Linked DNA regions of Homo sapiens: region 1 is linked to region 2. A link is a loop called in an ENCODE intact Hi-C map of the cell type or tissue named here. Cell type or tissue: IMR-90. All regions are shown on one strand. Links, peaks and the distances in the headings refer to the core of each region. The heading gives the core; the rest is flanking DNA.

Region 1 (2,806 bases), core at 41-2,540, 380 kb before region 2:
GCTAATTTTTGTATTTTTGGTAGAGACGGCTTTCACCATGTTGGCCAGGCTGGTTTCAAACTCCTGACCTCAAGCGACCCTCCTGCCTCAGCCTCCCAAAGTGCTGGGATTACAGGCGTGAGCCACTGCATCTGGCCATAAATAAATTTTAAAAATAGAAAAAGTATGTTTTTGTACAGCTATACAATATTTATGTTTTAAGCTAAGTGTTATTACAAAAGAGTCAAAATTAAAATATTTAAAAGTTTATAAAGTAAAAAAGTTACAGCAAGCTAAGGTTAATAAAATAATTTTAAATAAATTTAGTGTAGCCTAAATGTAGTGTTTATAAAATCAACAGTAGTGTATAGTAATGTCCTAGGCCTTTACCTTCACTCACAACTCACCCAGAGCATCTTCCAGTCCTCTAAGGTTCATTTGTGGTGAGTGCCCTATACAGGTATACCATGTTTTAAATCTTTTGTACCATATTTTACTGTACCTTTTCTATGTTTAGAACACAAATACCATGGTGTTACAGTTGCCTACAGTATTGTGTTCAGTACAGTAACATGATGTACAGGTTTGTACCCTAGGAGTAATAGGCTATATTATACAGCCTAGGTGTGTGGTGGGCTATACCATCTGGGTTTGTGTAAGTGCACTCTGTGATGTTCACACGACGATGAAATCATTTAATGATGTATTTCTCAGAACGCATACCCATTATTAAGTGACACATGACTGTATAATATTAAAGTCCAGAGTACCAAAACTTACACACATACACACTGTATGCATAATCCTTAACTACACAAATAAGATTCCAGTAATACACTACAGATACATCAATAGTTTGATATTTTAGAGAGGAATGCTAATTCATTTGTAGAGTTCCAAAAATTACCTTTTAAAACTTGGGTGACTGAAGATAGTATCCTTTCTCGGTAGTTGGGTAAGAATCAGAATTCTTGAGTGAAAGAGGTGGCGTGGGTTGGAGTAAATCCCCACTTAAAAAGTGGTGCAGGGAAGTAGGGAAGGGAATTAACATTTATTGAGCTCATATTGGACATGTTCTGGCACTTGTTATATGTTTTCTTATTTAAGTCTTACAACCTTGAGAAGTAGTAATAATTATTTCTTTAAAAATTACAGATGAAAAAACTGAGTTTCTTAGGAGTTATGTTTCAGGATTGCACAGTGATAGTCTCCAAGTTGAGATATAAACCAGGTCCCTATCTTCAAAGCCCATGTTCATTCTTCTATACCAGGTAGTTTAGTCCTGGTGTAAATGATAGAAAACTATCATCATTGCAATTTCAAAAATCATCCAGCAACACTGTTTGAGGCATTTGTTACTTTATAATCTAAATTAAATGTTTGCATAGATATTCTTTTTCTCCTTAAGCAGAAGTGCCTGTGGCCTTGAGATTAGTCTTTGTTTATATACAAAGTAACAGAATGTTTTAACCTGGCTGAGAAACAGAGTGACTAACAGGAAGAGGAAGCCAGACAACACTTTTCAGTGTTCAGCATGCAGTATGCTTGTCTGCTTTGTTACCTCTTGCACGTTAGTAGTGTGCTATATTTTAATCTACTGACAACTGTATCTTATAGTAGTCTGCTGTATTTTAATCTACTGACAACTTTATCTTATTTTCTTTTTGGATTTCCTAAAAGTTTTTGCTTAGGTTATTTAAATAATTATAAATGAGGCTGGGCACGGTAGCTCACACTTGTAATCCTGCCACTTTGGGAGGCCGAGGCAGGTGGATCACCTGAGGTCAGGAGTTGAGACCAGCCTGGCCGATGTGGCGAAACCCTGTCTCTACTAAAAATACAAAAATTAGGCTGGGCGCGGTGGCTCATGCCTGTAATCCCAGCACTTTGGGAGGCCAAGGCGGGCGGATCACCTGAGGTCAGGAGTTCAAGACCAGCCTGGCCAACATGGCGAAACCCCGTCTCTACGAAAAACACAAAAATTAGCCAGGCGTGGTGGTGCATGCCTGTAATCCCAGCTACTCGGGAAGCTGAGGCAAGAGAACCGCTTGAACCCAGGAGGCGGAGATTGAAGTGAGCCGAGATCGCACCACTGCACTCCAGCCTGGGCAACAAGAGCGTAACTCCATCTCAAAAAAGAAAAAAAAATACAAAAATTAGCTGGACGTGGTGGCGGGCGCCTACAATCCCAGCTACTCAGGAGGCTGAGGCAGGAGAATCGCTTGAACTCCGGAGCAGAGGTTGCAGTGAGCTGAGATCGTGCCACTGCACCCCAGCCTGGGCGAAAGACCAAAACTCCATCTCAAAAAATAATAATTATAAACAAAAATTTTGTCGTTCCGATATGTCTTAGATAACAATTTTGTTTAGGATTTAGAAAGTCCAGCTGTTCAATAGTTAATTTCTGACAGATAGGAGAGACTTTCAAGCCTTCTATTAGTGAACAACAAAATTATGTGCTCAGGGCTCAGAGAAACTAATGTTGCAATCTGTAAAACATTCATTCGGTAAATTCTCAATGGATACCTGTTTGGTCTACAATCAGAATTATCCCAGACAGAGATAATGGAGGCAGAAAAGACCATACATTTCTAGTGAAGAGCAAATTGAACATATAGTTTGTATTTAGGCCAAATTTTGGAGAGCCTTAAGTACCAGGGCAAGGAGTTTTACTTCATATAATACAATAAGAAAGAAGTTTCTCATGAAGGATTTTGAACTGCTGAGTGGTGCAGTCAAAGTGGTACGCGAGGGAGATTAATCTGGATGTGGCCTTGCAAGATAAATTGTTTGCAGCACAGCAGAATCAGAGGTAAGAAAACAGGCT
Region 2 (2,806 bases), core at 55-2,554:
AGCAGGCTTCCTGAGCTAACCACTGTGAGGTGTCCTCTAACTCCACAGTCCAGTGGTAGTTGCCCTGACTCTTCTCCCAGTTCTTCCACTGATGTTGTATACACCTAACTCCTTGTGATTTTTGCCTGCAGCACTCAACCCTGATATACTTAACTCACCTTCCTGCATGCAGTCATGCCCACTTATAAACCATTCTCCATTCCATACAGAATTCCTTAAATATGTAAACCACTCAGGTTATCTTCTGCTCAAAGTCCTCCAGGGGCTTTTTACCATACTTAGAATACAATTCAAACTTCTTACTGGAGTACAAAGCACTATCATCTGGCTTCAGCCCACTTCTCTGATGGTATCCAGCCACTGGGCTCTCAATTCCTGAAAAAGGCCAAGCTTTGCCCTAGATCTGTGCTATGCTGTTCCATCTGCATGGAACACCAGTTCTCCTAGTTTCCTACATGTCTTCCATGTCATTTAGATTAGATGTCACCTTCTCATCACCCCTCCTGTAAAGTTATTCTACCCTGTGTTCTCTGCAGAGCGCTTACTAGTATCTAATTTTTTCTTGTCTTAGTCACCATTGTTTCTCTTCTCGAAAAATGTATGCACAATGGGAGTAGAGAGGAACTTTGTCCCCTCATAGCAGATCTGGGATGCAAGGTAAATGCTTAATAAATATTTAAGGAATAAATTTGGGTTGAATTTGTAAGGTAGAAATTTTACTTCTGTCAGTTACTCCAAGTGTTTTAGTAAAAACTCCACGTTATTCTTAAATATTAGGTTGAGGATAATATCACTTTGCCATCTGGGCACAGGTGGTAGGTTAACAAACTTTTGGAATATATTATACTCAACTTTGTACTCGTGGGAATAAAAAAAGCCCTGAAAACAATCCCTTTTTAACACTGCCGCTGGAAAAAGGGGCTAAAAATCACTAATTTTTTATTGAGGAAAAGGAATATTAGATAGTTGGATTTCATTCAGGATTACTGCCATTTTTTCCAAACTACTCCAACTCTTGCAACATCAAGCTTTTGGCTTGTAAGGATAAACAAAATATAGTTTTCTCTCTCTTAGCTCCATCTGCTGTATTTGGCGGGCGACGGGGCGGGGGTTGGGGGAGGGGGGGAGGAGGGGTGGAGCCTCACACTTCATATCAAGTCTGGAGAAACAGCACCATCTGCTGGGGAAAGGCTGCCGTGCATCTGCCCTGGCAATAAGCCAGTGGCTTTCAACCTTTCCTTGTGCAACTACACATTTGACATTCTGCGTAGCAACTAAAACCCGCTTTCCAGACCAAAAAGAAGTCCTGCTACTCCAGAAATGTTGATAAGATTAGAGAATCTTCTGTTAAGGGCTTCTCTTCTAAAAAACCAACCTGGGCTTTGACCCAAGATTAGAAATCAGCGCCACTGTAGGAAAGAGAACAACAGAGGTACATCTGGATTAATAAACAGGAATAAAAAGAGCCACAACTTTAAGACGCTTTTGTCCTCCATATTCTCTGCAAACAAGAGGCTGAGGCCTTTGTCCTCTTTTTGGAAGTTCCAGAGGTTTTTTGCCTTCCTTCCCCTCATAAGGACTATGAATTCATCTGACTTCATCTTCTAGCTCATTATCCACATTAAAAAAAGTTTTTTAATGATGCATAACTGTGCATATTTATGGGGTACACTGTGGTGTTTCAATACATGTATACATTGTGTATCACTGCTTACATTCTTAGATAGGTATTTTTCCTCTCTTGCCAATCTACTTTATCTTTCAAATTCTTCCTACGACCTTTCTCCATCATTTGTGAATGGTTTTCCTAGGATCTAAAAACGATTCCATTCAACTAGTTTTTCCCTTACTTTGCAAAATAAATCTGATACTTCAATTTTCTCTTAATTCCTGAAATCTATTGATTTTCTGTCCTCCTTACTCAGTGTACATGGGTAGTAAAATGCCTCTCCACCTCAATCCTTTGCTGGCTAGATGCTGTGTGCCTTCCTTTTTATTCAATTCCTTTCTAATCTAGATCCTAGTGCCTAATCTTCTCATTTCTTCATTTTCCAACTACTCCTTAAATAACATTAAGATATACCCCTTTCTGCCATCTGCCTATGAGCTTTCCAAAAAAGGTATTAAGTTCATCCTTTTATTACTATTTGTGGTTTTATCATCATTTACAAATTATTCCCATTTCTAAGATGTACCTAAACTCATTTCCTTTCTTTTTTATTCATATATTTTCATAGACCCTAGATTTCTTAATTGGCTACTAGATCAAAATTATCAACATAAAATCTTTTATATCCCCTGTCCTCTCATAGTTCTAAGACTTCTTTTTCCTTATTCAAAGCATTTCTAAAATTGCTCCTCCAGGATTCGTGAGTTTTTCTTGATTAGTTAGGAGAGTAACTCCCTCCTTCAAGCATTACCTTAGAGACCTCAAAGTTAAGATTCTCAAAAATATAAGGAACTCCACTCATATCCTGAATGCTTACTATCCAAATGGAATAGTAACCTTATATGTATACATAACTCAAATAATAACCATGAATTGCCACCGGCACTCCATTAAAACACACACATGATACACGATTAAGATAAGAGCTAAATATTCTTGTTTTTCAGTTTCTCTTTTGCTATGGCGGCATGTGGATAGAGTTCAGGAACCTATATAAAACTGAGTGAAGAAAAAATGCTTTTATTAATCACAACATGAAATTAACATGACATCGTATTAGAATTAAACCAGGATAAATACTGCTGTTATAAAATTTACATTTCTCACATCCATTCCAGAGGAAAATCTTACATATTA

Evidence for each region. Peaks named below come from ENCODE experiments on the same cell type or tissue, not always from the same donor. Only the 100,000 strongest peaks of a DNase experiment are listed, where the experiment ranks them.
Region 1: it touches region 2 in a loop (9-fold over the local background); 8 of 110 quality-filtered maps call a loop at or near these places.

Annotation. Positions count from the first base shown.
Region 1 is chr4:82,838,473-82,841,278 of GRCh38, reverse strand. The region is part of intron 22 of SEC31A (SEC31 homolog A, COPII component); the gene reads left to right. Among named protein-coding and RNA genes, the nearest start is that of SCD5, 41 kb to the right of the region's middle. In IMR-90, for the core only: no CTCF peak of the experiment used is centred there; a DNase peak (open chromatin) is centred at 1,458.
Region 2 is chr4:82,460,955-82,463,760 of GRCh38, reverse strand. It overlaps ENOPH1 (enolase-phosphatase 1), which reads right to left. Exons shown (of 6, transcript NM_021204.5): 6 at 2,584-2,806. Among named protein-coding and RNA genes, the nearest start is that of ENOPH1, 32 kb to the right of the region's middle. In IMR-90, for the core only: a CTCF peak has its summit at 1,183 (motif pointing left); a DNase peak (open chromatin) is centred at 1,140.